Regions from separate parts of the Homo sapiens genome. Here region 2 is linked to region 1. A link is an interaction called in ENCODE POLR2A ChIA-PET data of the cell type or tissue named here. Cell type or tissue: MCF 10A. All regions are shown on one strand.

Region 1 (4,000 bases):
ATTTCAGCTATTGTGAAAAGCAGTGAGGCAGTTCCTCAAAGAGGACTACTGTTTGACCCAGCAATCCTATTACTGTATATACCCAAAGGAATAGATATTATTCTACTGTAAAGATATATGCACACATATATGTTCATTGTATCACTACTGAGAACAGGAAAGACATGGAATCAACCTAAATGCTTATCAGTGGCAGATTGGATAAAGAAAATGTACATATACGCCATGGAATACTGTGCAGCCATAAAAAGGAATGAGATCATGACCTTTGCAGGAACATGGATTGTGCTGCAGCCCATTATCTTTAGCAAACTGAAGTGGGAACAGAAAACCAAATACTGCATTTTCTTACTTGTAACTGGGAGCTAAATAATGAAAACACATGGACACAAAGAGGGTAGCAGCAGACAGATGGTGAGAGGAGGGAGAAGATCAGAAAAAAATATCTATTGGGTATGACGCCTCCTACCTGAGTGATGAAACAGTATTAACAAACCCTAGTTTGTGTAGTATGTCAAACCTTCGTGACATGAGTTTACCTATATCACAAACCTGCACATGTACCCCTGCACCTAAAATAAAAGTTAAAAAAAAAAAAAGACCTGTAAATTCCTAGATTAGGACTAAACGTTTTCATTTGAATTAAATATTTAATCATGTTGTTTTATTTTTATTTCATTTTATCTTTTTTTGTGACTTTCAGTATCACACATAGAGGCCAGTTACCTTGATAATAGAAAATGAAAAGTAAACATTATAGGCTGAATTCCTTATAGAAGTGAATTATCAAAACCATTTTAAGGTTTATTTACATTTTCCTTTAAAAATGCGAACAAAATAAACATTATCCTGAACTGCTACAAGAAACCAAATTGTTAAATGCATTTATTCTCTCTTTAAAATGTTAATGACTTAGTTTCACTGTTGTGTAAAGAGTAATTGAAGATCTAAGTTTCAGCTTGCTATGTCAAAGAGCGAGCAGTTGGTTCCATTTGCCCTGGACTTTTGTGGATTTAGCACTAAAAGCCCTGCATCCAGGGAAACTTTCTCCTTAGTCCCAGGTAAAGTGTAAAGTAGGATGGTTGGCCACTCTAATGTCAAGCTGAAAATTCTTCTTACTAGTACACTCTTCCAATCATGTGTCTAGACAGCTATTCTTTGTATCTGTACATTTTCAAATTCTTTCTAATATGAAGTTTTCAGAAATTAATTTGTTTTATACTTTAGGTGTAGTGTCTTATAGTTTTCCTATGAGTTAGGTGGCTTTTCCTTTGAAAATGGTTACAGATTAAAAAACAAAGTAAAGCAAAATCTCATTTGTATAGTTCATATTTAGATAATTAATTTGGGTAGATAGCAGCCTAATATGTAGAAATGAAGAAGTTATTTTAATAAATACTAGTAAATCTGTATGGTGTTTTTCATTTATTACTGATAATTTCTTTTTCTGTTGTTAGAATACCAGAATATAGACCATTAAAAATGGAAAAACATCAGTTTTAAAAATTGACATTTTCAGAATAAAAGAACAAAAAATAATAATAGTATGTTTTTATTTAAGGTCATGAAACTAATTTAAAACTCAAGAGTGTTAGGAAGGAGGTTTTATATAGAAATGGAAATGCAAAGAGATATTCCTTTTTTCTACAAAGCTGATCTGTGGTATGACCATAAGCTAATTGAAAAGAAAGCATGTAAAATTAAACTCATAAGTGTTTGGTTTCCATGTGGTCAGTCATAAGGTATTGAGACCAAAACCTGACTCATGTATGAAGGAACTAAAGGTGGTCAGGTTCAAGGCCTTCCAACTAGAGATAAAGCATTTATTTCTATTGCATATACTCTTGCTGATTTTATTTTGTCTCTTAGCATTGTCACTTTGTGTGAAGTAGCTACAATTTTTTTTTGAAGAAAATAATTCCAACTTTGCCCAGTGGCCAAAAATTATACTTTAACTCCTGACAGACTATATAAAAAAATGTGTGCCTCTGGTCCCAGGAGGAACCAAATGGCTCAGTCAGCACAATTCATCATTACTACTGGCAAAAATAACTCAGCATGCCTGCGCTGCTTGGTGGTGAGTCAGTGGCATCATATTCATATACTGACAGCAATTTTTTTCTTTTTAGGAATTACCCTCTGTATCCTGAGCCAAAACACAGAGCAGTAAGATTAAATTAGGTATCAGTGTTTTAAAGAGCAAAGGCTGATGTTATTTTAAATTATTAATTCATTTTAAAAGGTCAAGTAGGGTTTAGGTGCTGAGGTGATGACAGAGGTCAATTTGATGATGGTCTTGATCTTGGGGAGCTTATATCTTATAGAAAATATGAGATGTACTTAGGTAATATTTTCAGCACAGAATGCTGAGTTACTGGTAATATTCAGTGGGAGTTCACAGGGAGGAATGAGAATGAATACTTATGATTGGGAGGGTTTGTTTTATTTATTCAGCAGTTTGAATACTACTGTGTTTTAATAGGAATTTTTAACAAGGAGATTTAATTGTAGCTCTGACTGATCCAATAGTCCAGCAGAAATTTACTGAACAATCAGAATAAGTGAGATATTTAAATGAATAAGAAATCACTAACATACATTTTGTTTCATAAGTTAGTCATGATCCCATGGAGGGACACAGACAAATATCAAGTATTTGCAGCAAGATATGTGTTATAATGCATTTGTAAAGGATACAATTTCTTTCTTATGGTATATATTTGCCTTAAGCATTTATATGTATTTTTTTCATCAAAGCCTTCTATAGTCACTTTCGTTCAAATTGGAAAATGCCCACCACATTCTCTCATTACAAAAGCTAGTCTTCATTTGTCAAATCAATAAGTCAAATGAGACTTAACTTGAGTAAGAAAAAGTATGACTTCCTTTTTCAGTTTAAATAAACTAACTATACCTCCTTCCCTAGCATCTCATTTCTGATTCCTAATTCTAAGATAAATGGACTCATTGATAAATAGTCTGACTTACAGATAAAATCATGGAGTCTGTTCTCTAGTTAGCGGCCTGATAAACTAAAAACTGCTGCCTTCCCCATTTCTTGCTTTGCTCTTACAGAATTCTCCCCCTAGAGGAAAGCTCTCAGTTGTCTCCAGTTGCTTGGTGCTCAGGAGTTTTTAAGCCCTGGCCAGTGCATCATTGTAAGATTTGTAACCTGGAGAAGATCATTTGTGAAAGAGCAAGTGGAGGTGGGAAAGAAGAGTGGTCAAAAAGAGCATTCTGAAGGAGGTAGTTGTAGGAAAGAGGAGAATTGAAAATCGTGGATCTGGAAATTGATTCCTGTGAAATCATCCATACCCATGTGTACCCTGGAATGACTTTGCATTTTGAAAGTGATTCATGAAAGACAGATTATGAGGTATGAGTAAAATTTTCCTAGATGAGGAGGGAAAAGGAGACAGTTAAATAGTTCAGAGAATACACAGAAAGTCTTGAAACGATTGTGATGTATTCAGGAAAAGTAGAAATCCTCATTGTGTCTTCAGGATAGAGGTATGATGTAGGAGTGGCAGAAGGTGAGACTAGAAAGCAGATTGGGTTCTGTTTGTGAAAATCTTTGCGTGCTATTCTAGTAATATGTAATTTAGACTTTACCTATGCAGGCAGAAGGAAGACACAGTGACCTTTTAGCTCGGAGGTGCTATTACAGGCAGGTAATTTATATGGCAGAGTAAAGGATGGAGTGGGTAAGTTGGGAGATGAGACAGGAAGCAGACACACAGTTGGGAGGCTTTATTCATTTTTTATTTTATTTATTTATTTAGTTTGTTTGTTTATTTATGTATTTATTTATTTGAAACGGGTCTCTCTCTCTGTCACCCAGGCTGAAGAGCGGTGGTGTTATCATGGCTCGCTGCAGCTGTAGATTCATACATTTAAAAATGAACAATATTTTCCTCCACCTCTGAAATTGAGATGCAATTGATGATAAGTTATAAGGTTATTGGTGATTTTTTTTTATTTTAAAGATACAAAAATTAAT
Region 2 (4,000 bases), 130 kb before region 1:
CACAGCAAAATTGAGAGAAAGGTATGAAGATATTTCATATACCCACTGCCCCCACACATGGATAGCCTCCCCCACTGTCAATGTCCCCCACCACGGTGGTACAGTGCTACAACTGATAAGCTACATTGATACATCATTATTACCCAAAGGCCATAGTTTACATGAGGGTTCACTCTTGGTGTTGTACATTCTGTGAGTATGGACAAATGTAGAATGACATGTACCCACTGTTATAGTATTACACAGGGTAGTTTCACTGCCCTAAAAATTCTCTCTGCTCCACCTATTTATCTCTTCCTTCCCGCTGACCTCTGACAATCACTGATCTTTTTACTGTCTCCATACTTTTGCCTTCTCTAGAATGTCACATAGTTGGAATCATACACTATGTAGCCTTTTCAGGTTGGCTTCTTTCACTTAGTAATATGCATTTAAGTTTCCTTCATGTTTCTTTATTGCTTGATAGGTCATTTCTTTTTAGTGCTGAATAACAGTCCATTGCCTGAATGTACCACAGTTTATTTATCCATTCACCTACTGAAAAACATCTTGGTTGGTTCCAAGTTTTAGCAATTATGAATACATTTCTTTATTACTTACTACCCTTCGGTTGTACATAACTGAAATTCAACCGAACTCCAGCATAAAATGCTAATGAATTATAAGAATGTTGTGGGGGTCTCATGGACCCCAAGGGCTGTCATGTAGCTGGGTCGTGGGAACACAGTGGGATCAGGAAATGGAATACCAGCCGTCTTCCTTCTTTCATCTTTGCTTGCTCTTTTCTGCATGACTGATTCATTTTTTTTTTTCTGTAGAACCACCTTCTCTTCTTTCCTAATCCATATGGTAGAATAACACGGCTGCTGAAAGCTTCTTAGTATCAGTTTGACCTGTTTTCCAGAGAAAAGACTGAATTCAGTTTTCCAAAGAAAGAAATATCATGGGAAAAGAAGGCAACATGTATCCAGTCTTGATCTATGGTACTATAACCTTTAGATGGGGTCATGTAGAATCATGTGGATAAGTCATCTTTGAAATGAGGCTTCTGAGCAGACAAAATATCCAACATACACCTAATGCCTTCCCAGCCTGGGCAGAGGGGTACTGCAAATATCTGGGACAGATCTCAGTTCTGAGTTGACTCAATATACTTCCTGTTTTAGGAATATTTTCATTTTACCTATCAAGGAATTAAATGCTATATTCCGTGAGTTAAGAATTTCGGGCAATGGAGGGTACATCATTTGGGGATTAGAAACAGGGAAGGAATCTGCCCAGGAAATTCATCATCCTTATTCTTAGGATGGTAAATTCATTGTGGATGTGGGAGAAGGAGAGTAATCTGAAGTGAGATAAGAAGAGATTATTGTTTTTTCCCCACTGCATCTTTAAGTCGGTGATCTGGTCATTTTCCTTGCACCATCCCTCTATATCCAAGTGGCTATCAATTCTGACTAGCACATGCTCTCAGTGCCTCAACCCTGAGCCTGTCCCAAACTTTTCCATTTCCACAGCAGCTCCCTCTGTGCTTGTATCTGCATCTTTGTCAGACCACTGTCCTCAGGCTTCCTTGGCCTTTGCCCAAACGTGGAGAGAGCAGGAAGTGCCTAGGAATTCGTATCTCTCCGAGGCAGTCTGATCACACAAGCCTGGTGGTACAAATACTCAGCTCCCTGCTCCCTGATGGGAACAGCTCAGAGGTGTGACTTATAAGTCTCCAGAGGACCCCCACAGGATTGGGCCAAAGTTAACCATCTTTGCTTGACATATCACCCTTGCTTGGCTTTCTTCCCTTCCCTGTCACTTTTCCTGCTTCCCCCCTGGTTTTTCCTTGGAACACTTTTTAATAAATCACCTTTATATGAATATTTATCTCAGGGTCCGCATCTAGGTACTCCAACCTTAGATAGCTGACTATGCATTACAATTACACGGGAGGTAGGTAGTATATATTTAGCAGAACAGAAATTCTTAGGTCATGAATGAGGAACAAAAAGTAAATTTTTACCCAAAAAATTTTAATTAAAAACTTTAATTTTTAGTAATATGTTTTGTGTGTGTGTGTGTGTGCGCGTATGTTCCACAGTAATTCCAGGACTAACTGTGGCATGTGAAACAGATAAGACAAATGTCCTAGTCACTGGGTTGTAATGAGTAGCATATGGGTCCCACAGGATTAGATGGGTTATTTAGATACGCTGATTGGCATTATTACCCTTTATAAATGTTTGATCTCTAATTTCAGACATGTGGGAGAATCACATAACTCTGCCTCCCTTGAAATTAGGTTTAGCCAAATGATGAATTCAGCCTATGGAATGTGAGTGTGGTCATTCATGAGTATCACTTCCAGGCAGAAGCATTTGATTGCTAGGGCTTAGACCTTCAGCCCTCTCCAGCCCTGTTGGGTGACTGTGGAACCAGGTGTTAATATTTGTGCTATCTGATTGTAGGAGGCTGGAATGCTGAGTCAGCCTGGAGGGCTGCCCAGACCTGCAGAGAAATTCAAACTTTTGTTAAGCTACCAAGATTTTCCATTTTTACTGCAGCATAGCCTATAACCTGCCTGATGATGACATGGCAATAGGCATGGAGAATATTCAGTCAATAGCTCAAAAATTCCCCAAGACTGCCTAGTCAGAGTCTATCTATCCCTCTTTCCATCCATACTAATTTTTCTCCTTTAATTTTTTTGTACTGAGTGTGCTATAGAAACAATGGTATGGGCAAGGATGAAGGTAGAATATGGTCATTGTCTGCTGAAGAAGAGCATTGCCATAAGCACCAGAATCAGTAGGTGAAAACTTACAGAGGGCGTAAAGTAACAATCTTAGTGGCTCTTTTTAGGGGTCTTTGGTTGTAAGGAACATAACACTCAAACTAGCTGTAGAAAATAGGGTTTATTGTAAGGGTATTGAGGGGTTTATATATCCAGAAAAAAATTAAACAATGATGCCTTGGAAGGACAAAAAGAACACAGATTTTGAAATGTCTCTTTCTGCTCTCTCCGCCCCTGTTGAATCTGACCTATTACCCCTCTACCCAGAATGGCTTCATCTGTTTACATGCCTTGCACATGAATCATGTGCTAGTGGCTACGTTAACCCCAGCCTGCATTTCCCTTTATTCAAACAATAACCGTACACTTTCCTTTGAATTTTAAGGGCAAGCCCTTCACAGAAGGCATCTGATTAATCTAGCTTACTTGTGCAAATTAGATTAGGGAAGTTAAAGGTTACCAGCCCATAGGTACCCCCTAGTCAGATGTTCATCCACCCTAGTCCAATCCCCTGTAATGGCAGTAATTAAACCTGTGACCTGATGATCACTTGGCAGGTGAGGCTACTGAGGCATTTTACCTACAGCAGGGATATGGGCAGGACGGGCACCCTAAAGCATATTAACACAATTTCTAAGACAGACTAGATTTCTTTGGGCTGGGCACAGGTAACACCCTGAAATAGAGAGGGAAACTCTTTTGAGGACTGCTCCTAAACAACCATAACCCAAACCGTATCCACTTCCTCTCTGAAAATTGCTGCTATCTGTCCTAACTTATCACCAGGGAATAGCTTAGATGTTGCAAGCAAACAATAGAACCCTTTGTGTATTTGGAGAAGGAAGAAATATGAGTAATACTGTGTCTTCCCTTGGATCTATATAAGTAATTATTCTTACAGTACGGATGTGTGAGAGACACACCTCGTGCTAAAAACTAAACTCCTGAATTCCATCTGTCATCCTCAAGGCCTGAGTCCACTCTCTACGAAAGTTGACTCTGTAACTTTAAAAAATCTAAATGTGAAATTTTAGTTTTTCCTAAAAATATTTGAAATGCTTATTTAAACTATTTAGAAGGTTAGAAAAACTAACCCAGACTAACATTGTAATCAAATATTTGTTTTTTTTCAACAAACATATATTAAGCACCTGGAATATGGTAGGCATGTTACAGGCGATGGAAATTCAATTGGGAACAAAACAAAGTCCCTGCTCT

Evidence for each region. ChIA-PET counts read pairs that join two places held together with the same protein. Peaks named below come from ENCODE experiments on the same cell type or tissue, not always from the same donor. Only the 100,000 strongest peaks of a DNase experiment are listed, where the experiment ranks them.
Region 2: POLR2A ChIA-PET joins it to region 1 with 5 read pairs; 6 of 35 experiments call an interaction of 5 or more read pairs at or near these places.

The regions. Positions count from the first base shown.
Region 1 is chr4:101,230,333-101,234,332 of GRCh38, reverse strand. All of the region lies in intron 1 of PPP3CA (protein phosphatase 3 catalytic subunit alpha), which reads left to right. Among named protein-coding and RNA genes, the nearest start is that of MIR8066, 8.5 kb to the left of the region's middle. In MCF 10A, no CTCF peak of the experiment used is centred here; a DNase peak (open chromatin) is centred at 2,052.
Region 2 is chr4:101,355,575-101,359,574 of GRCh38, reverse strand. No RefSeq gene overlaps it. Among named protein-coding and RNA genes, the nearest start is that of PPP3CA-DT, 9.8 kb to the right of the region's middle. In MCF 10A, no CTCF peak of the experiment used is centred here; DNase peaks (open chromatin) are centred at 2,404 and 3,064.